2 separate regions of the Homo sapiens genome follow, and region 1 is linked to region 2. A link is a loop called in an ENCODE intact Hi-C map of the cell type or tissue named here. Cell type or tissue: heart right ventricle. All regions are shown on one strand. Links, peaks and the distances in the headings refer to the core of each region. The heading gives the core; the rest is flanking DNA. Region 1 overlaps UBE2U (ubiquitin conjugating enzyme E2 U). Region 2 overlaps PGM1 (phosphoglucomutase 1).

Region 1 (12,301 bases), core at 2,302-10,301, 630 kb before region 2:
ATGCCTGGACTCTCCAGAGCTGGCAGGCTGGAATGCTGAGTCAACAGAACTGCAGAAATGGTGACCACATTTTCCCCCAGGAACTCCCTTCTGTCTTAAGCAGACTCAGCCTATTGCTGCTGGTTGGCTGGAGCTCCAAGCTAGCGGGCCCCAACTTGTGAGGTGCTGTGAAAGTGGGACCCTCAGGATGGTGCTGCTTGGCTCTCTGGATTCAGCCCCCTTCCTAGGGGAATGTATGGGTGGATCTGGTGCCTCACTGGAGGATTTTAGGACCAGATTATGTAAAACACCTGAGTCTCTGCTAAGATTACACACAGCTCTGTATATTGGACCCAAGGCCCTGGTAGCAGGGGCTCATGAGGGGATCTCCTGATCCACGAGTTGCAAAGATCCGTGGGAGAAGCATGGTTTCCTGGGCAGGGTCACACACTCACTCACTGCCTCCCTTGTCTTGGGGTGGGGATTTTGTTGGCGTCATGCTGCTCCTGGGTGGGCTCTCACCTCACCCTGCTTTTCTTTGCTCTCCATGGGTTGAACTGATTGCCTAGTCAGTCCCAATGTGAGAACCTGGATACTTCACTTGAACATGCCAAATTCACTCCCTGTTCTGAGTTTTCTCTTTTTTAAATCAGAAATGGATACAGAATTTCTTTTCATCTATTGAGAGGATCATATAGTTCTTCTTTCTTATACTAATTTACATTATTCGAAATTTTCAAATGTTAAACCAATGTTACATTTCTAGTATAAACTCCATATAGTCATGATGAATTATCATAATTATTTACAATTATTTATCATAATTAATCCTGACCAAGTATAGTTTATATCAGGAATGTAACCTTGATTTAACATTCAAAAAAACTAACACATTTTAAAACTATATTATATATGTTATATATATATTTAGATTAAATATACTAAAATTTTTGCATCTGTGTCTGTGAGGCATATTTATCTGTAGTTTTCTTTTTTTGGGGGGGCGGGGAAGGATTCCCTATTTATTGATTTATTTATTTTTTATTATACTTTAAGTTTTAGGGTACATGTGCACAACCTGCAGGTTGGTTACATATGTATACATGTGCCATGTTGGTGTGCTGCACCCATTAACTCGTCATTTAACATTAGGTGTATCTCCTAATGCTATACCTCCCCCCTCCCCCCACCCCACGACAGGCCTTGGTGTGTGATGTTCCCCTTCCTGTGTCCATGTGTTCTCATTGTTCAATTCCCACCTATGAGTGAGAACATATGGTGTTTGGTTTTTTGTCCTTGCAATAGTTTGCTGAGAATGATGGTTTCCAGCTTCATCCATGTCCCTACAAAGGACATGAACTCATCATTTTTTATGGCTGCATAGTATTCCATGGTGTATATGTGCCACATTTTCTTAATCCAGTCTATCATTGTTGGACATTTGGCTTGGTTCCAAGTCTTGGCTATTGTGAATAGTGCCACACTAAACATATGTGTGCATGTGTCTTTATAGCAGCATGATTTATAATCCTTTGGGTATATACCCGGTAATGGGATGGCTGGGCCAAATGGTATTTCCAGTTCTTGATTTGTAGTTTTCGTATACTGTCTTTGGTTTTGTTATTGAGGTAATGCTGACCCTGTAACGTGCTGGGAAGTGTTTCCTTCTTTTTTCTGAGTTTGTGTATATTCATGTTTTCCTTAAATGTGTGGGAAAATTCTCCAGTGAAGCCATCTGGGTTTAAAGTTGTCTTTGTGTGAAGGCTTTTAACTATAAATTCCTTTATTAGATACAGGATTACTCAGGTTGTTCATTTCTTTTTAAGTGAGGCTTGGTAGATGTTGCCTTTCAAGAAATGTGTTCATTTCAACTATGTGGTTGGATTTATTGGTCAAAAAACGTTTTTATTTTACCTTCATTTTAGAGAGAGCTTTTCACTGGTTATAAAATTCTATGTTTAATAATTTCTTTCAAGCACTCTGAAGTTGTCATTTATTATATTTTGACTTGCAAGGCTTCTGACATGAAGTTTTTGGCTATTCTTATCGTTGCTCCTTTATGTGTAACATGTGGGGTTTCTTTTTCTCCTTTGCTACTTTTAAGATTTTTCTCTTCATTTCTGAGTTTCAACAATTTGATTATGATGTGCTTTGGTATGGCTTCTTTATATTTCTGTTTCTTGGGATTCATTGAACTTCTTGGTCTGTGAATTTGCAGACTTCATCAAATTGGGAAAATTTTCAGTCATAATTATTTCTTCAAATATTTTTTCTCTCCCTTCCTCTGGAACACCATTTATATGTATCTTCTACCACTTGATATTGTCCCACAGCTCACTGAGGCTCTTTCGTTTCTTTTCAGTCTTTTTTTCTATCTTTTTTTAAAGAGATTATATTGCTACACTTTCAAGTTCATGGGTCATTTCTTCTGCAGTGTCTAACTTGCTGTTCTTCCCATTAAGTATATATATTTTTAAATATTTGATTTATTTTTATCTCTAGATATTCCACTGGTATATCTTCCATTTCTTTCATCATATTCATGTTTTTCTTTAGATAATTCAGTATATTTTATAAGATGTATAGTAGCTGCTTTAAAGTCTGTATCTGTTAATTCTATCCTCTCTATCACTTATGGATCTATTTGTATTGATGTAATTTCTTTTGGTTGTGGGTCATATTTTTCTGCTTATTTGTATGACTGGTGATTTTTTTTTTTTTTTTTTTTTGAGACAGAGTCTCACTCTGTCACCCAGGCTGGAGTGCAATGGCATGATCTCGGCTCACTGCAACCTCCGCCTCCCAGGTTCAAGCGATTCTCCTGCTTCAGCCTCCTGAGTAGCTAGGATTACAGGTGCCCACCACTGCGCCTGGCTAATTTTTTGTATTTTTAATAGAGACAGGGTTTTGCCATGTTGGCCAGGCTGGTTTCAAACTCCTGACCTCAGGTGATCTGTCCGCCTTGTCCTCCCAAAGTGCTGGGATAACTAACAGGCGTGAGCCACCGCGCCTGGCTGACTGGTGATTTTTCAATGGGTTGCTGGACATTGTAAATTTTAGGTTATTAGGTGCTAAATTTTGTTATGTTTCTTTAAATCTGATTGTTCTTCATTCTGGCTCACAGTTCAGTTTTTTGTGAAAATCAGTTTGATACCTAATATGGCCCCACTATAAAGCACAGCTCTTCTAAATTTTAGTCAATGTCTGTTAAATTATAGTGTCTCTCCACTCTAGCTGGCAGGATTTCCAGCTCTTTGTGAGGCTTGTGTAAGTTTAAAAAAACCGTTAGGATTTTATTTTCCTCAGGGCAAATATGACTTTAGAAAACAACATAACTTGATTTATACCTTTTCTTCCCTATTGACAAATCTTTGTCTTCAAAAAATTGTATAAGCAGTATTTCCTTCTTTATTCAACCATTTGCCTTTATATAATTAAAATGACAAACTATAAAAACAAAAATTTTTAATGTCACTAAAATATGCAAATCAAATGACTGTGAAGTAAAATGTCATAATATTAAGTAAAAAAAAAAAACAAGTAAAATGAAAAACCCTAATGCTTGTTCATTTTTAAGTTTCTCACATAGATTGGGGCACCACAAATTGTAACATGTTCTTGAAAAGGAGCTTTACATGTATAATAAGAAGAATAAAACTTACTGTATCCTTCCATTAGTAATTTGACTTTTGGTAACATTTTCTAAAGGAACTTTTTTGCTTCCTTCTCATTCCTGCCTTCTTCTGATAAAATGCAATCTCATATGACTCTGGGGAATATAGCCCTTCCCGCCTCAACCCTGCTCAGACAGAGAACCTGAGCAGGACCTAAGCCAACCCATGTATCGTATTTCTCTGGTCACAGGGAGGGGGACTGAGGGGAGAGAAAGAGGGACAGGAGAGGGAGCAAGGCCGTAGAGGGAGAGCGAACCCATTAAAATGTGGGAGCAGAACACCAAAGAAGGAGTTCTCCTAGGAAAAAAAATCATATGTATTTGTGACTCATATTAAAACTGTCTTAGTTCGTTTAGTGTTGCTACAAATACCTGGGAGTGGGTAATTTATAAGGAAAACAGGTTTATTTAGCTCACAATTCTGCTGGCTGGAAGACTGGGCATCTGGTGAAAGCTGTTTCCACTCATGGCAGAGGTAAAGGGGAGCCGGTGTGTGCAGAGGTCACAGGCGAGAGAGGAGGCAAGAGAGGGAGGGGAAATGTCAAGCTAATTTTTTTTTTTTTTTTTTTGTGAGACAGGTCTTGCTCTGTCACCCAGGCTGGAGTGCAGTGGCACAACCATGGTTCACTGCAGCCTCGACCTACTGGGCTCAAATGTTCCTCTCACCTCAGCCTCCCACTTAGCTAGGACCACAGGCATGTGCCATTATGCCTGGCTAAGTTTTTAATTTTTTGTAGAGATGAGGTCTCACTATATTGCTCAGGCTGGTCTCAAATACTGGCTTCAAGCATTCTTCTTGCCTTGGCCTCCCAAAGTGCTGGGATTACAGGCTTGAGCCTCCATTCCCAGCTGCCAAGCTCTTTTTAACAACTAGCACTCCCGGGAACTAATGGAGAACTTACTTATCCGCCATACTCCTCCACCCTCCTTCCCTGCCCAAGGGAAGGCATTAGTCTCTTCATAAGGGATCTGCCCCCATGACCCAAACACCTCCTATTTTCCAACACTGGGATCAAATATCAACATAAGATTTGGGGAACATCTAAACTAGCACCATATATGTTTGTGACTCATATTAAAATTCCGCTTTTTCAGGAGAGAGGAAGGGAGAAGCCCTAAGCCATGGTGTTTATAGTAGGGGTGGTTCCACTGGATTTTGTGCTACAACCAGAAATCCATGGTAACTTTTTGAGGCTACATTGGAGAGAGAAATTGATGGAATGAATTATATCCATAAGAGGGAACCAATAAAGAATACTGAATTCATAAAAATCAGCTGAAAGAACGGAGTGTGTTTATTCTAAAAAAGAGATGTAAGAGGAGGTAGGAGAAAGACATAACTATCTTCTGAGACTTCAAGGGCAATTTCACAAAGCAGAAATGGCCTTATTTGTGTTGTTTCCAAAGACAAGTGGCAATAGTTTCTTTTCTGCCCTAATAGCCTCCTTTGAATCCTGCCTTCCACCAATCCCCAAGGCCATCCCCAGGTCCTCAGTGTCTGACATGGTGCCTGCTTGATTTAAGGAAAAAAGCGTGGCTTGTGGTATCTGGCAGGCCTGCATTTGAATTTCAGCTTTGTTACTAAGTATATAACCTTAGGGAATTTTCTTTAACCTTTTCTGCACATCTTCTTTATGAAATGGAGCTAATTTCCCATTTCTGGAATGGTTGACTATCAAAAGGTGTTAGATACAAGCTAGAACTGAAGAAGATTAGAGCTATTTAATGCTTCTTGAATTACCAAGCTTCCTATCTCTAAAAACATCCAAGCAGAGACTAAATAGTTGCTTGGCAAAAGTCATTTTTTCCTAAAGGATTTTCCTCCCTTTGTTTATAATTTTTCCCACGTGTGTATTTAAAAATACAGGCAGTGTCCATTCTAATGCTAATTCACTTGTTAACCACAAGATGGCAGTCAAGGTTTAATTTTAGGGAATAAAGCTAGCACTCCTTAAAAAATGCATTAAATACATAATTAAGTAAACTTATAAAAAACATGTTTAAATTCAATAACCCTGAAAGGACAACACGAACATATATTAAAAGAATCTACTCAGCATGAACGTTTTCCATATAAAGGGGATCAAACATAGGTATACCAAAAGAAAGATTACTTATCTTTTGTGAGTTAAAACATGCTCACAAAATCAGACACCAAAGAAATGTAGAAAAAATATGTATTAGTCTCTTAATTTAAAAGACAGGACAACTAAGTCCAGAGTGGGATTTACAGATATAAGAAAGTTTTTTTATTGGTATTTGATATTGCACAGATGTTCTTTTTTTACATATAAGAAAAAAAAGAACTAACATTGTTTAATAATAGAATTTAATATTGAGAAAAAACACAACTTTTTCACAAAATGTACACTTGATTGTGCTTGCGATTGGATAGGCAATATTTTTACACTTACCTGAACAATTTAAACTTTTATTAAGTACATATTAGTAGGCAAGAAAGAAACAGTTTAGTTTTAATTTGCAAATAAAATTTATGTTTATCAGTAACCTCAGGAAAACTCGCTAATCTCTGTGCCTCCATTTCTCTCACTGGTAAACTAGAGATAATATCCATCTCCACCTTTACGGAATGTCTGGGGCGTCAGGGGTTGGGGGATGGGTCTTAGGAGCGGTTATCCATTGAAAAGGAGGTTAGGAATCAGGTCTTGGGCTGTCAACAAGGCAAGCAAAGTGGTCTGACTTGGAGTACAGGTTGATTTGTTGTGGCTTTGAAGGAGGCTGATGGGTATTATTGTGGGTTACACTTACACGTGTGACTGTCAACTCCACAGGATGGCCAACATGAATTAGGAAATGAAGGGAGAACGCCGGGCATACAGGAAGTACTCAGCCATGTTAGTTCCGGTTCCCTCTATACCTACTCGGTATAAACAAGAAGCAATATTCTTTTCTAAAGCTACACCGAATGTAAACCACCACCAGGACTGATAAGTTTTATTTAGACAACTTGCTAGCTGCCAAAGCTTAGAATACTGATAAAGATTTTTCTGTTGTCACAGAAGCAATCATTAGCTAGAGTATGGCACAAACATAGTTTTATATGTGCACAACCAAGAACACTCGAAAGAACAGCTTTCATTGCTTTCTGATTTTATATCTTTTACTATTTCTCTGGAGAACTTAAATACAAACTACTGATTAGATTACAGATTCGTATCCTTTAACGGAAAGAAAGCACTTTCATGAATACAAAAGACACTCAAGCCAATAGGAAAGAAAAAAGGCTTTAGAAAGGAACACCAAACCAAATAATTGATTAATGAATATTTATGAGCTGCTTATAATGACAATGTTTCTATTAATAGTAACAAAGACTTGCCAAATTAGAGATTTTGCATAAAATATTCATGAAAGCCATTTACATTTCCAGTTTTCAATCACTGTTTCCAACTACACCTTAGAACTCCCAAAATAGAATCCTAAATCTTTACATTAGAATGAACCTTAAAAGTTTGCAACTCAATTTTATTTTTCTAAAATGAACTTTCTTCACATTTAATCCTAATACTAATTGAGAAAACAGGGTGAGGATGCGTTTTTCAACTAACATTAATTGAGTGCCTACTATTTGCCAGGCACCATGCTAGGTACAGAGAATGCAAAGGGACACAAACATCCCTGCCCTGGTCCCTCTTCATGAACAGATGAATTTCCACATCACACATGCTGAAAGACATGGGAACAGAGAATATGGAGAGAGAGGATGGGGTAACTGTGAATGCCTGAGCTTGTCAGTGACTGTCTCTACAAAAAGACATTTGGGCCAGCTCTTCACAACATCTTTGTGAAGCACTTCACCAGGCAGAAGAAATGATGGAGGTGGAGTAGAGAAGGAAAAGGAACCAGAGGCATATAGGAACTACAATAAATGTAGTTATGATAGGTGTTGTTTTCTAACCTGAGAAAAGACAAATTTTACATGTTTCCAACAGATTGTTTTTATTCTCTGAAAAGTAGGGTGGCATGAACTTTCATCTCCTCCTCTCCCCAGGAACTAAAATTTATTGAATGCCTATGTGTGATGCTATATTAATTTTTATTTTATATATGTAACAGATATATAATATACACATTTTTATATAATTTTTATTTATATCTCGAATGAAATCATATATATAAAATAATAAGCGTCAAATGCAAAACAACTTTGCAAGATAGGTAAGGTTATCTCCATTTAACAGATAAAAAAACAAGTTCAGAGTGGTTAAGAATTTCTCCAACATCTGTTTGACTCTGAAGCTCATGCTCTTCCCCTATGCTGCTTCCAAAGAAAGATTTTTCATCTGCAAATTGAATGAGGGCCACAGTAAAGTTTTAAAAGCATGAATAATAGCGAACTTTATGAGTGCTTGCCATGCACCAGATACTGTTTGAAGCATTTTACATATATTAATTTATTTAATCCTCACACCTTCCCTGGGAGGTAGGTACACTTATTACTGCCACTTAACAGATAAATCTGAGGCACAAAAAAAATCAGTGACCTTGCTCAAGGTCACAGAGCTGGTAATTGGCAGAGCCAGAATTCAAATCCAGACAGTCTGGCTCCAGTGCCCCTGCGCTTAAGAGCTCCACATTCCACTTTTTAACTGACAAAATCCTAGCTCTACACCAGCAGCAAAGACCTTGCTGATCCGAGGCAGAAGGTACAACGTGGTAAGGAGGTCTTAGGTCCCCAAATAATAGTGAGAAAAAAGAATTCAGTGTGGCTTAAGAATAAGGTATTGATTGATGAGGGGAGGGAAGGAAGTAGCAGGAGAGACAGGTTTCTCTTTTTCTTCAATGCTATGCAAATACAGGGTTCTCAATTTACATTTCCTGTTTTTTTGAAACAGGAAATTTCAGCGTAAGGAAAGCATTTTCGAATATTAAAAACTGAGAGATGCTTAATATGGCATGCACAATATAGACCAATTACTCATGTGCATAGATCCCCAAACATTTTCTACTTGATTCTCTATGAATTGTCCTCTTTATCATACCCCATGTATTTTGATGAACACAAGACTTTTGATAATTATTTGAAGAGAAGTTGAATTTTGCCATTCTTTAGATTTTTTAGATTTTACTATACCTCTAACATTTGCATAGTCAATATTTATGCCACAATAAAATGCAGATAAATATAATATCTTTTTAAAACTGCATTTAAATAGTGGAGTTTTTGACTAATCAACACCAGCGTTTTGAAGCAGCAAATATCACTTGATCTAAATATATTCTCATCAACCACCAGATGGCATAAGGTGTGAGGGTTTTATTCTGACAGGGTCACTATGCACATGATAATTTGACCTGTAACTTTGAAATAATGTATTTGGAAAAATGTTCCAGCACTCAAACAGCTCACAATTATTTTAGCCATATGTAGAAGTGGATGGATAAATTGAAAATGACACGGTTCTACTTTTTCTAAATTTTTGGGTTCTGCAGGATGTTGGCATTACATAATGAATCGATGATCAAACAAATAAAACAGTTCTGTTAAAGGAAATAAAAAAGGAAGTCACGTCAAAGAAAAATTAACCTTATATTCTAAGTAGGTTTCTTCAACTCTAAAAGAAACTTAAAACATGCCTTCAGGAAAAAAACATGCTTATACTCCTTCAAATTTTGCTGGATAAAAAACTTTCTACTTCCTGTAATTTATCCTGAAAGCAGAAAAGTATATCAAATGCAAAAGCTTTTCTCTACTTTAGCTTGAAAGAAAGTTGTTACAGAATCAACAGAAGAAAGAAAATCCAACTGAAAAACTCAGTCTGAACTATATGATGTTAAAGGATAGGGAATTACATTTTAATATACTCAATTTAAAAAAATATATTCAATTCCTCAGTTGCTTCAGAAATTCAAAATACAGCACGTTATCTTTATTCATCGTGTATTTCCATCTAGAAAAGAGGGCACTTGGTTAACAGTAAACTGAAGAGCTAAAAATTGAGATAAATGAGATAAACACAAAAAATAGGATCTTTAATTCCCCTACCTTTATGGTCACACACTCAGAGTACCTTGGAATGAGCACACCAGAAAAAATGACTAGCACAACACAGCCAATACCACAGAACTGAAATGGCATCTTTGTTGTAACATGATGAAGCAGAAAAACTGCCTTCAGGGGTCAAAAGACCAAAGATGAGATTAAGGTTCCTTCCTTAATGTGGTCTAAGAGTCAATGATTTCTAAAGATATAATAATTTATGTTTGTATTTTACTATATCCTTCTTCATTAGATTTAATATATTTGGTCTTGAATGAGAAATCTGTGGGAGAAGAAACAATGTTTGGAGCTACAAAAAGGATGAAAAGCTAATTGATGATATATAGTTTTTTGCTTTTCTTTTTTTTAAAAAAAAAGCTATTTCTAAGTCACATGTTGATAAGGATGATGGAAATGAGAGTAAGAGAAATAATGGGAAGGATATTACGAGATTTCTTCACTGCAGATCATGTCCTATCTCCATCTTTGGCAGCAAATATGTAGCAAAGATATTTCCTACCTGGGTTCATATGAAAGCAAGAAATGATCATTTCTTTTATTCTTGTTCTTATACTGAGAAAAGGGTATAAGTTGTTATTTCCAAGGGTTTCTTCTGTTATTTCCAAGTTGGATAGTAGAAAGTGGAATAATAGACAATTCAAGTTAATGTACACATTCAAGGCACTTCATATTTCTTACTTTAAATTCCATTCTTTCTGATGCTGTAGATCCATTTTCTTCCATTTGTAATACTGTCCAATGAAATTTGGAACTTTGAGCACTGAAATTAGAATATTAAAAAAAGAAGCTATACATACATTCTTTAATAATAGTTAATAGTTAAAAGTTAAAAATCATTCACTTCTCATTAACTTGATATGTGGCAATAACATGCACTATATAATTCAAGTCATATTACAATCCTTAGAAACTTTCCAAATTACTTGCTTTTATTGGAACATCATAATATTAGATATTGTTTGAAATAGATTATGACTTGGAAGTTATTTTCATTATAATGAAAAACATTATATATCCTTTATCATGTTAAATAAAATTTATAGGAGACCATTGTTTTGGACTGAGCACCTACCTTAGGCATTAACAGACCAAACAAAATGGAGTTACTCATGCTAAGTGTCATGCAATAAAACTGAAACTTTAAGGAAGCAGGACAATCTTAAGCAGATCAGTTTTTTCAAAAGAAGAGATTCACAGCCACCAGTCAGAAGGGGCCCAGTCAACTTGAAGTGGCATGATAAGGAAGTCCCTGTGCTTTAACCCTTACAAGGAAAGTAACTGAAGTGCCTTATGTTAACCAATCCAATTTTTGTATTATTCTGTTTTCTTATTCCTGCTCTAGTTACCTTATAAAAACTAACTGTTCTGCTATGCTCAGTAGATCACTTATCTGTTTTTAAGATGAGATGCTGCCTGATTCATGAATCACTAATGCAAGCCAATTAGATCTTTAAATTTATTGAAATATAGCCTGGCCAATGTGGTGAAACCCCATCTCCACTAAAAATACAAAAATTAGCCAGGCGTGGTGGGACACACCCGTAATCCCAGCTACTCAGTAGTCAGAGGTTGCAGTGAGCTGAGATTGCGCCACTGCACTCCAGCCTGTGTGACAGAGTGAGACCCTGTCTCAAAAATAAATAAATAAAAATTTAAAAAGAGAAATTTTGTTTTGAGCAACAATAATGAAGAAAGTATTAAAATAACTCATATAAAACCAAGACATCATAGTTTAACAAAATTCTAATTCAGCACTTCAAGTAGAAAATTAGAATTTTGAAGTTGGAAATGACATTAAAGACCTTGCTTGATCCTTCACAAAGCAAGAATCTCCAACAGATGATCATCCAGGTTCTGAATGAATTACTTGCAAACTACAGAAAACACACCACTTTGTAGTTGGGAGACTGCCCATTCCATTGGCAGATAAGGGTTACAATGTCCTTCCTTAATCTGACTGCTGTGAGTTTCCACTGGTCTTAGTTCTAACCTCTGGAGCAATACTAAGTTCATCCCTCTCCCACAAGAGAGAGCCCTCTAATAGCTCACAGGGAAGCCTCAGTTCTTTTAACTTGTTCTTAGGATATGATTTTCTAGAAACTTAACCATCCTTAATGCCCTGGTGATAAACTCTTTTGATGTTCCTATTAAAGTTAGTGTCCCAAACTGGATCAGGACCTTGAATTGGTTTGAAGCAAAGATGCAAATGGGCTTACTACCTCCCTTGCTCTGTGGACTATCAATTCAGCTCAGACCTGCATTAGTATTTTCTGGAACTCATATTACATCACCACTGGCTCTTAAGTTTGTGGTTAATTACAAGCCTATACCTTCAATCAAATTCATATAAGATTTATTAAAAACCTACTATGATTAACAACAGGTGCTGGAGAGGATGTGGAGAAATAGGAACACTTTTACACTGTTGGTGGGACTGTAAACTAGTTCAACCATTGTGGAAAACAGTGTGGTGATTCCTCAAGGGTCTAGAACTAGAAATACCACTTGACCCAGCCATCCCATTACTGGGTGTATACCCCAAAGGATTATAAATCATGCTGCTATAAAGACACATGCACACGTATGTTTACTGTGGCACTATTCACAATAGCCAAGACTTGGAACCA
Region 2 (12,301 bases), core at 2,445-10,444:
CAGCACTTTGGGAGGCCAAAGTGGGCAGATCACCTGAGGTCAGGAGTTCGAGACCAGTCTGTTCAACATGGTGAAACCCTGTCTCTGCTAAAAATACAAAAATTAGCCAGGCATGGTGGCGTGCACCCGTAGTCACAGCTACTTGGGAGGCTGAGGCAGGAGAATTGCTTGAACCTGGGAGGCTGAGATTGCAGTGAGCTAAGATCGTGCCATTGTATTCCAGCCTGGACAACAGACCAAACATGCACTGAGGAATTAAGGTTTTGAAGGGAAAAGTGAATCATCCCTTGAGCAACAAAATCTGAGTCTTTTTATACTAACTTGTCAAGTAGCATCCGAAAGTAGACAGGCACTGGTAGCTGCCAACTGCCCTCTGTCAAGAATGCCGCTGTGTTCCGGGGCTGCTCTGCACAAGACCAGCAGGAATAACAGGCTCACAAGCAGAAAGTAGGCCACTGGCAAGGGAGCCCCTTCAAATGACAAATGGGCCTGGCCCATGTGCAGGAAATACCTCGAGACATAACATTAACACAATTCACAAAACACATCTATTATGTTGAAAACCAGTCAGCCAAAAGACGACTACTTTTTATAGCTTATTTTGGGCTCTTAATTTGTTTTTAAAAGTCAAATTCTTTAGAAATTAATTGAAAAAGCAAGCATGCTTTATTAACAGTTTACATAACCACTGTTTTTCAACGTACTATAAATGATTTTTTAAATTCCTATTTTGTAAGTTCTGTGCCAAGTTTTCCCTGGTTTTATATGGGCTTGTGAATTAGGCTGGCATGTGTGTCTTGACATATCCGATAATAGATCCAGATTTATAAAATATCATTCCAATAATCTTTTCATTGGAATAACAGAGCAGCCAACCACATAATTGGTAGTTTTCTTAATGAGATCTTGAAATCCCAGGGTAAATTTGGGGGTACTTGGGCACAAGGATATTCCCACATCCCATACCAAAGCCTCTCTGCCCACATAATACACCACACTCCAGCATAGTCTCTGCTGGCAGCCTCCCAGTCTCTCGGTGAAGTTCTTTCTGAGGGCAGAATTACGAGAGCAACATTTTAAGCAACGACACATGCCAGGCATGGTGTTTGTCAATATGCAAAACTATACCAAAAGAACATAATCCTTGCCCTAGAAAAGCTTCTATTCTAAAAATGGGCCTGATCATAATTTTATGAACACTATAGAACTCAACCCCATATAAAAATATTACCAGAAGCAGCAATGTTAGATGGACTGTGAAGTATAGTAAAAAAGAAGAGACATTAAAAACATTAAGCTTCCTAAGACACTCAGACTAAGTGGGGCAGCTATTAAGAAACTCATTTGTTTTAGCTCTCCAGCAAAGGTTGAACTTCATCTTCAGAAACGTTACTGTCGAGCATAGCGAACCCAATTTGGCCTAATGAATTCGCCTGCATTGCCAGTACTCCTTCACAATGACACAAATTACATTTAAACCATATGGGGGATTTAAGGATTACTCCCTTCAGACAAGGAACTTTCATACTGGTCTTGGGTCCAATCAATTTCACAATGGCAGAGTTATGAACCCCTTCGCTCCCAGCCTTGCAAAGACTCCAGCTTCCATTTGCATCAGCAGTGATACCTTCCCAGTAGAGCATAGCAGAAACCGTAGACTTACCAATCCTTTATTCACTCTTTCTTTTCTATGTTTCTTTAAAAAATATTTAATGGACAGTTAATAATGGTGTCCCAGGCCCCATGTGAGGGCTGGCCTGAATGGGTTCACCTCTTCACACCAAGAATTCTTTCTTAGCTAATGTCCCAGGAGTGGGCATAAGGGATGAGCCTGATAACCCTATTTCCAGGCATAAGCACTAGAAAGAAAGGCAGAAATTTGGCTTAAAGCAGCAGGGTTAATCAGACACTCCAGCCCAAGGCCCTATGCTTGTGATGGCTGCAGGTGCCTGTTCCAGAGGGCTTGAAGTGTTTGTCCCCAAGAGTGGAAAACGGTTATTCATTTCTCCAGCCACCAGTAACTAAGCAGGTAGTAAATGCTCAGCCCCAGGCAAGGCACTACATTCTAACGGGAAGGGCACAGGTTCAGCAGCCAGATACAACTAGGGCTCAAATCTTTCACTGTAAAATGTATGAGAGGTACAATCTAGAGCAAGTTACTTAACTCATCTGAGCCTATAAAATGGGGATAGCTCTGAAGTTTGTTCAGAAAACTGAAAACAGGTCACATGTGAAAACACCCAGTACTGTGCCTGGTATAAGGTAGATTATCGGTCATTGTCAGCCCCCTTGTCCTTCTGAGCCTCAATTTCTTCATGAAATAATACCTCTCTCCCAAGGTTTTTGCGAAGATTGCCTCAGTTAATGTCTAGGAAAGCCTTTATGAACTGGAAAATGATGTAAAGATACAATTTTTTTTCTCACATTCTGAGTGGGGTTGGAGATAGAAACAAAGGTGGATGGGCCTCTGTTCTCAAAAAAGTTCACATCAGAAAGGAGCCATCATAGCGGGATGGCCTTGGTGCTATCCTGAAGGTGTGTTTACAGAGCTGCGGCTCTGAAGAGGTTGCAGTGACAGGGATGAGACTGGAGAAATAGTTGGGGCAAGTCTATGGAGCCTTGTGAACCGTGCTAAACTTTATTTTGAAAGTGCTGGGGAACTATGGAAATTTGTAAGCAAAAAGAATATAAACCAATATGTTTTTGGAAAGTTGACTGGCTGGCAGTGATGCCTTGAATGGCTTGGAGAAATAAGAGTGGAAAAAGATTAACCAAGGCTTGCAAAAAGGGTCCCATCCTTAGCTGGGGTGGCTTTGAGGGTCCCAGTCAATGTGATCTTGTCCAGCACTGTTCCTCTGCCAGCTTTCTACACACAACTTCAACTCTGAGTTCTTGGCCCAGTTTGAGCACTGCTTTTGTTTTTTTCCTCTCCTACTGTGAAGATACTCCTTGAACAACCTCTTTCCTCTGACCCTTTTTCCATACTGTGCTTTCTACTCATCTCCTCTCTTCTCTGAGAACTGTCCCCCAACTATTCCATGAGAGTGAAGGCCTGAGGCCAGGTGTCTACTCCAGGACCCTGACTCCAGGCCATGAGCAAATGGGGTAGACCCCTGACTAAAGCTGGACCACTCATGTTTTCTCTCCTTGGAATCTAGAATTGGGACTCAAAAGTGTACTAGCCAGATTAGGTTAGCCCTTGAACCAGAAAGACAGGTAAACTTATGAGCTGTGGGGCAAGAACAGTTGAGGCATGAGAATATCCACAGAACTGCTGCTGACAGCCTGACAATATGTGAGAGTCCGTGACAGCTATGCAGGATCCAACTCGGGATCATTCATACATCTCTAAGAGTTGTGGATCTGATGTACGGGAAGAATCAGAAAAGAATTCGAAATAGTATCAAGCAGAAAATAGGTTAGATGAATCTTCTCACGTAGGTAGGGCTTGCAGATTCATCAGACCTGAGAATCGGGAACAGGGGCTGGGAACACAAGCCACTGGAGAATCCCTTTTGGCGCTGGTATTCTGGACTCGGTGCCTCCACATCCAGACCCTTGGCCGAGCCACACCTCACCCAGCTGGTGTCACCCCAATTCAACTGGAAAGGTAACCCCTCATCACTTGAGGTGAGAGAATGGTTTTTTAAGTAGGCATTTTAAAACATACTCTCTTAAAATTAAGTGTACAGATGATGAAATATATCACATAGGATACAAATAATAAAATGAACATAGTATTAATATTTTTGGAGTAAGGGGGGGAAAACTAGGTATATTTGGCATTTGAAATACATTTAAGAAATGTGGGATATTAGTTTATCTAAAGATTAGCCTTGTGGTTCCAGTTTATAATTAAGTGCAGGTTGTGTTACTTATTTAGACAGGATTTTAAGTTTAAGGAGGTATGAGAAGAATTTTATGAGAAGAATTTTATCAAAATTATAAACATTAGTGGAACATTCCAGAAAACTTGGACTGTATTATATTTATAAGTTTAAGTCATCACATGCAGACAGTATACTATAGTACTTGAGGGAATGGCCTCTAAAGCCAAAGTGACAGGGTCTGAACCCTTATTCTACCAGTTACTAGTAATATGATCTTGGACAAGTTACTTAACCTCTTTGTGCTTCCATTTCCTCATCTGTCAAGATGGAGATAATGATAGCAGCTCTACTTTACTTGTTGTAGTCAAGTTTGAATGAAGCAATTTACAGATAGTTCTGAAACCAGGGTGGCTATAGTATGCCCTGTACAAGGATCTGCTGTTATTATTTGATTACATGAGAACAACTTGAATACTTGAAAAGTTTTCCTTATTAGACAAGGAATTTTAAAAGAAAACAAATATTTGACTTAAAAATTTGAAATATTCATAGGTGCTTGATTAAATGAGTTTGTAAAAAAAAAACCACACACACTGAGAAACCTAATTTCCATTGACAAATGGGTCAGCAGAGAGAGAGGAAAATGAAACAGATGTGCTGAGACAACCAGGAGACGCTGCCTGGGTTCCTCTTGTTTCAGGGTCTTTTTTTTTTTTTTTTTTTTTTTTTTTTTGTGGGGAGGCAGAGTCACTCTGTCTCCCAGGCTGGAGTGCAGTTGTGCAATCTCTGCAACCTCTGCCTTCCAGGTTCAAGCAATTCTCGTGCCTCAGCCTCCTGAGTTCTCGTGCCTCAGCCTCAATCCCACCTGAGCTGGGATTACAGGTGTGTGCCACCATGCCCTGCTAATTTTGGTAATTTTAATAGAGACAGGGTTTCACTGTGTTGGACAGGCTGGTCTCGAACTCCTCATCTCAAGCGATCTGCCCGCCTGGCCTCCCAAAATGTGTCTCAGGGTCTTGAAGTCCATCTGCCCCACCACTGCCTGTGGCTGCAGGAGACGCCCCTCTCTCTGTGTGCAGTCCTTGTGTGTCAGGCCTCATAGGGGCTCACTGAACCCTAATTGGGCTTCTGCTACTTATAGCTGCTTACATCTCTTTACAGGGCTGACCAGGGCTCCGTAGTACCTGGGTCCTGTTTGCCAGCTGTGAGCCAGGCCTCACCTGCTGTCCAGTACAGGCAAGAAAAGGAAGAGAGAACACTTCCTCCCCTTCTCCTTTGAGCTCCCTCAGTCCACAGCAAGGAGACAGGCCGAGTACCATTTTCTGACTAGGGGACCGTGGGCAAGGGATGTAGGCTCTTTGTGCCTCTATTTTCTCACCTTTGAAACAGGGATTGAAAGTGGTAGCTACTGCATAGATTTGTTGTATTAAGAGACAGGAGTTTACAAATGTAAAGAGCTTAGCACCAGCTGGTTCTAGTGCTTTGCAAGCCCTGCGTAAGTATTAGCCTTTAGCACTGCTCTGAATCTGAAAACAAGCAGGCGTGTTTCATACCCAACAATTGGGACGGGCCATTGGCTATGTGCATTTTAGTAGAGTTAGGAAATGTTCTCTAAAGAAAAGGAGAAATTACATTAAAATTGGAAGAAGGTACAAGGTCAGAAGAATTACAAGGGCCAGATGGCTTAGAGCTCTACAGAATCCCATGTTCACAGAGACTCCTGAAGTAGATTTTGAAAATAAAAACAAACATAACAGCTGCCTCTGCCTCAGAGAGTGTACAACCTTTAGCACGCGTCAGTTGGCTGTCCATCTGTTCACCCATCCATCTACCCAATATGTCCTATATAGACCGATGTGTTGTATTCATTTCACCAGGCACTGTACACCTCAGGAAGACTCAAGTTGCCAAGAAACTTTTGGTGCAGAAGGAGAGATAGATAAGCCAACAAATCATTTTAAAATGGAGTAAAAAGTACTCATCTGGGAGCCTACAAGAGAGCTATGAGCACTCACAGGGCAGACAAGAAGCCATGGAAGGCATTCTCCATCTGCATAATTGCCATTCTGAACCCATGTGGTTACGTCTGAAAACAATCTCCTCAATTTGAAGATGTGCAAGGCTTAGGAACCCCTTTTCATAAGTAAGGCACGTGTGAAGGAGTCTCCTGTTTTATCAGAAATGACCCATATTCAAACATTTTGACCTATAAAAACAGCCATTTATGTGGTTCATATAACATTTTTCTATGTCTTTTATTTCCTTTTTGGAGAATTCTCAAGACAATTTGAATTTCAATCCCTTAAGAATATTCACTTGGCGCTAACAGAAGAACTTTCCCCATTCTAACTTACCAGGAGCACAATTATTAAAATTCTTTGGTAAAAAGAGAACCAGTTAAGGAATCGCTTTATTTTCAAATCATTCATGGTCATATGTTGCCCTCTTGTGGTGGAAAATGGAAAAACAAGCAAGATTGCCAGCAGCCTCGTAAGGGGCAGTGCTTCACTCACCTCTGCCCAGAGCAGCCTTGCACAACTCTATGGGCTCCCTTCACCAAGATCACAAGGGAAATTGTGCCCCTTTAAGTTTTGTGGCAGGCAGTGGTTGGCCCTCCATCAAATAATTAAAATATGGTGGGACTCTGGGGCTTTTAAGAAGAGGAGAGAACTCCTGACCTCAAGTGATCCGCCTGGCCAACATGGTAAAACCCCGTCTCTACTAAAAATACAAAATTAGCCAGGCATGGTGGCAGGGCCTATAATCCCAGCTACTCAGGAGGCTGAGGCAGGAGAATCGCTGGAACCCGGGAGGCGGAGATTGCAGTGAGTCGAGATCGCGCCACTGCACTCCAGCCTGGGCAACAGAGTAAGGCTCTGTCTCAAAAAAAAAAAAAAAAAAAAAAAAAAAAAAGAAGAAGAAGAAGAGGAGAGAAATGGTGAGGTTATTTTCTGTCTGTCTCATTATTAAGATCATTTTCAATTATATGGTCTGGCCAAAATAGGATGTCCGGCTGTAAAGGACATGAAAGAAGGTGGCCACAAAGAGGGAACATCCTTTTCGATGGGGTCCTTGTAAGCCAGAGTTTCCATAAAATGCAGAGAGTGAAGCCTCCTTTAGAAGGTTCTGAAAGTAAATGAGGAAAGGTATGTGTGAAATGCTTCTCACAATGCCTGGCCATATAGTAGACACTCAATAAATGTTATCCAAACTACTAAAAACAGAAAGGGTATTGATAAGGACTGATCACATCCTTCTAACACATCCCCTGATCTCGAAAGCAGGTAAGCCTAGGTAGGAGGGCATAGATGCAATGGGTTTATCTGTGGATAAATACTGATTAAACATCTCCAATGGTCCAGGCACTGGAGGAATGGGACAGGTAGCAGAAGGAGGATTTAAAGAATCAAGTACAGTCCCTGCTGTAACCACTGGGCTCTGGAGTCAAACAGGCCTGAGCCTGAATCCTTGCTTTGCTCGAACCTTCTAGTGGTATATGGCCTTTCTGGCCTCAGTTTCTTTATTTGTAAAATAGTAAGGACAATGATGCCTGCTCAAAGGTAGTAGAAGATAAATTCAGTAGGCCACAATGTGCTGGGTCATGTTTCAAATGCATTACAAGCATTAACTTATTTAATCTTCACAACAACTGTATAGGGGCTTATTATTCTCAGCCCTTATCCTAGGGATAAGGAAAATGGGGGATACAGAGATTATGTCATCTGTCCGAGGTCAGGTAGATTGTGGAGATGGGCTTTGATTTAGTGAACTGTCTGTATATCATTCATTTTACATATAGATTTGATTCAGCCAACCCAAGTTAGAAGGCTTGCTCTAAGAAGACACCAGGTCATACGCAGTCTGTCTCCAGAGCCCAGACATGTAACTATCATGCTACCTTGCCTTGTAATGTAATATGCAGCCAGGTGAACAGCAAAGACTCAATAAACAAGAGCTTTTAAAGCATGTGGGTAAATGTGGGCATCTGTGGGAATTCCTTAGATGGGCAGTGGCTCATGGGGGCAGCAGCAAGGCATTCTCTCTTGGCCTCAATCAAGGCTTCAGTGAGAGCAAGGCTTTAGGGATATAAAAAGTTGGACTTTCCTTAAAAAGTTTAGGAACCCCTAGACTGTAGCGCTACATAACTATTAAAAAGGGTCTTGAGGAATAGAGCACAGTGGAAATCCAGGTTCAAATTCCAACTCTTGATACTTTTTAGTATCTTGGAGATCTTGGGCGAATCACTTAGCTTCTATTTCTGCATCTGTAAAACAGAAGTCTAAATACCAATCAATTAAGAGTTGTTGAAAAGACTATATGAGATCATGTAAAGTGCTCAGCACAGTGAATATCATTACATGTAGGTTTTCATGCAGGCTTAATAACAACTCAGTGGTGTAGGTATTCTCACTATTCCCATTTTACTGATAAGGAAACTGAGGATTAAAGAAGTTACACGAGTTGCTCCAGGACTCACAATAAATTGGAAAGGCAGGCTTCAACACCAGTTTTAAAGCCAAAGCTCACGTTTCTCATCATTGGGCTATGTATGGCTCCTTTGGATGATCAAATTTGTTTAAACTTGAAGAAAATTAAGAGGAAATAGATCCCAAGTGACTCCCAAAGGGCTACTGCCCAAGTGCAAAGTATATGTGCTTTGGTGTCTGTACAAAACCCACCTGCATTTGGTGGACAGAGTATAGATGTCATGGTTGAATGGTGCACTACTCCCGCCCCCTCCAAAAAAAAAAAAAAAAAAAGATACATTGAAGTCTTAACCCAGGAACCTGGGGATGTGACCTTATTTGGAAATAGGGTCTTTGCAGATGTAATCAAGTTACAATGAGAGCATACTGGATTAGGGTGGCCCTAAATTCAATGACAGGATTTAGGAGAGGGAAATTTGGAGACAGAGACAGAAGAGATACATAGGGAAGAATGCCACGTGAAGACAGAGGTAGAGATTGAAGTTACACTGCACCAGGGATTGCTAGCCACCACCAGAAGCTAGGAAGAGGCAAGGAAAGAGTCTCCCCTAGAGCCTTCAGAGGGAGCATGGTCCTGCTGTCACCTCGATTTCAGACTTCTAAGCTGCCAGAAGTGCAAGAGAATAAATATCCATTGTTTTAAGCCACACAGTTTGTTACAGCAGATAGCAGCCCTAGGAAACTGCTAAGTGCTTAAAAAAAAAAAAAAAAAAAAAAGATAAGCCAACTCCTTTTGCAGCAGAGTGGCTGGTCTGAGTGACAGGCAGTCTGGGTAGACTATTCCTCTACCCTGCCCCCCAACCCCCTACACCTTTTCTTTGCCTCAGAGTGTTTGGTTTCTAGCATTAAGTAACCCTGCATGGGCCATGCTCCATATACACAAACAAGCTTCCTCCTTTGCTCTGTGGTATGGAGAGACTGCATCTCACTCATTTTTAACCTCAGTACCTGGAATGGGGTTGGGCACATACAGATAGTCAATAAATGTGTGAGTGACTAAAATATTTAAGTGAGAGCATCAAACGACCCCTGTAATTAGTGTTTCTGAGCAAGGAGGCGAGTTTTCAGGCAGGAGTCAGGAGTGGTTTCCCTTCCTGAGACCAACCTCAAATAGAAAATTACTCCCCTAATCACAGACAACTTCCCAAAGCACAAGGTGTCTACAACAGAGGGCACTCTGCCTGGAACTGGCATTCCAAGTAGTTGCAATAGCACAAAGTCTTGTGCAACAATTACGAACAGAACTAGAAACTGCAATAGTGAAGGAAGTAGAGCCAGTTAGTCTGCATGGTTGAGGCTGAAAGCTTATAATTGCTTCCCAGGATAACTGCAGGCAGAGTGATGAAGGAGGGGTCTTCATGGCGCTACTCAACATGAGGTAGAAAAGTGGTGAGAGTAAGAGAGAAAAAGAGATGAATGCAAGCGAGAAAAAGAGGGTCCCAGCTGACCTAGCATCCCAGCCCCTTTCCTAATATTAGAGCAGTAGGATACAACACAACCACACTGTATGTCAAAATTTTTTTTGCGTCTATAAATGTATAATTTAACTTAGTGAACTATATATCAATCATTCTACGTATGGGTTCAGGCCAGTTGACCCAAGTTAGAAGGCCTGTCCCAGTGAAGACAGTAGGTCACATGCAGATGGTGTCACGTGTCACGTAACCTGCTGGTTAAAGAAAGAGAGTCAGAGCAAACTGATAGAGCCTTTTTTTTTTTGAGACAGAGTTTCGCTCTTGTTCCCCAGGCTGGAGTGCAATGGTGTGATCTCGGCTCACTGCAACCTCTGCCTCCCAGGTTCAAACGATTCTCCTGCCTCAGCCTCCCAAGTAGCTGGGATTACAGGCACGCGCCACCATGCCCGGCTAATTTTTGTATTTTTAGTAGAGATGGGGCTTCACCATGTTGGCCAGGCTGGTCTCGAACTTCTGACCTAAAGTGATCCACCCACCTTGGCTTCCCAAAGTGCTAGGATTACAGGCCAGGCGTGAGCCACCACGTCCAGCTCCTGATAGCCTTAATATGTTACTGGGCAAATACTTCAACCCAATCCTCCTTACAAATAGCATTTTCTGAGAAGGAGTCTCGCTCTGTTGCCAGGTTGGAGTGCAGTGGTGCAATCTCGGCTCACTGCAACCTCCACCTCCCCTGGTTCAAGCGATTCTCCTGCCTCAGCCTCCCGAATAGCTGGGACTACAGGCATGTGCCACCACACCCAGCTAATTTTTGTATTTTTAGTAAAGACAGGGTTTCACCATGTTGCCCAGGATGGTCTTGATCTCTTGACCTTGTGATCTGCCTGCCTTGGCCTCCCAAAGTGCTGGGATTACAGGTGAGAGCCACTGCGCCCGGCCTACAGATAGCTTTTTAGGTTTTTGATCCTGTCTCCAAAATCCTCCCTTCCCTCAGGGCCATAAGAGAATTCCCAGGCTGGGCCTTAGGATAATTCCCAGACTGGGTCTTATGTTGGCCTGTGTATAAAAGAAAGCCTCAGGGGTTAAGGACCTGTGTGACCTCAGGGGTTAAGGCAGCTGAGTCACCGGCGGCCTCCCTCTTCCCTTCCTGCAATGCTGGAGTTAGGATGAGTCCTACTTTACAGTCTAAGGCTGTGCTTTTACTTTCTACAAGGATCTCCTTGTTTTGCAAGGGCTGCTCCCACTACACAGAATGTCTTCTTCATACCCCCATGTCTACACTTTTTCCTGGCTTCCTCTTTATCATCCTTCAGGACTTGGCTTAAACACATCTCCCCTGGGAAGCTTCCTCTGACCACCCCTGCGTGTTCCCCTCCCTAGGGCCCCCAATACACCCTAACGAGGCACTTCTCACACTATATTGCAATGCCCACTTGCGGAGACCGTTTTATGCACTACTGCATGCCCCAAATACACAGCACTGTATTAAGCAATAAGAAAACATTCAGTAAATGTTTCAGGGATGGAAAGCACCCCATCAAATCTTATTCACGGAGATTTCTGGAGCAAGTGGACCTAATCAACTATTCACCAGAACCACTATCCTAAAACCATAAGGGGTAGACCTGGCATACAAACACCAAACACCGTAACCAGTACTTAAGCTACTCAGGATCAATTTTGCTTACTTTGGGGCTGGCTGCTGTGTTCTTTTGAGAAAACTTAAGTATCAGGCTGACGACATATTACTGAAAACCTAAAGTTATACAGAACAGTTCTCCCTCCCCCCAGGCTCTGTGCATGAAACACTCTCTGTAAGAAAGATATTTCTGTTCTGAAATTTATAAGCTAATAGGTGTAGAGCATCTTGACAGGTCATTGGCAAATCTGGGAAGAAGAGAAGTTAAAATGAGGGGGTAATGGCCGGGAAACCTTTTGCAAGAAGTTTAAAGTGTCTGTATTTCCCATCAAAACCCCCAACATATTAATTTCACAAATGAGTAAAGAAGCAGCTCAAGCAATTTGCCCAAGATTAAACAGCTAATAACTACCATGTCCAGGAATCAAACTCAGATCTCACACCAAAGATTATATATACTTTTAACATAAATTTTAACATAAAAGATGTAATTTTGATATTCCACTAAGATTCTCAAAATGGCAAAACGCCTGTAACTTTTTTTTTTATTATTCTTTAGCACATCTGAATTTTGGACTTTGAGAGAACTAGACGAAACTGTGTGTAGAGATTTGTTTTTGGCAAGAGGCTTACATTAGTCCAGTGGAATGACTTTCCTGAAGCAACATTACAGTTTCAAAAACAACCAAATAATTCATATTTGAGTGGCACCTTAGAATTCACAAAACCTTTGTATGTACATTATTTCATTCTATCCTCATAAAATTCTCTGATATAGCATATATTGGAATTAATCCCACTTTACTGGTGAGAAAACAGTTTTAGATAAGTTAAGCAGTATACATGATATTGTACAATTAATTATGAAACTGAAATTTGAAGCAAAATCTCAAAGTCTTCACTTCCAACCCACTACTATGAACTGAGGTT

The links. Hi-C counts contacts between places; a loop is a spot of excess contacts. Peaks named below come from ENCODE experiments on the same cell type or tissue, not always from the same donor. Only the 100,000 strongest peaks of a DNase experiment are listed, where the experiment ranks them.
Region 1: a loop joins it to region 2, with 9 times the contacts of the local background. A loop is called at or near these places in 101 of 110 quality-filtered maps.

What each region holds. Positions count from the first base shown.
Region 1 is chr1:64,239,785-64,252,085 of GRCh38, reverse strand. It overlaps UBE2U (ubiquitin conjugating enzyme E2 U), which reads right to left. Exons shown (of 10, transcript NM_001366232.2): 8 at 10,353-10,434. Among named protein-coding and RNA genes, the nearest start is that of UBE2U, 42 kb to the right of the region's middle. In heart right ventricle, for the core only: CTCF peaks have their summits at 5,548 (motif pointing right) and 8,902 (motif pointing right); no DNase peak of the experiment used is centred there.
Region 2 is chr1:63,609,993-63,622,293 of GRCh38, reverse strand. All of the region lies in intron 1 of PGM1 (phosphoglucomutase 1), which reads right to left. Among named protein-coding and RNA genes, the nearest start is that of PGM1, 23 kb to the right of the region's middle. In heart right ventricle, for the core only: CTCF peaks have their summits at 6,071 and 6,285 (motif pointing left); a DNase peak (open chromatin) is centred at 6,333.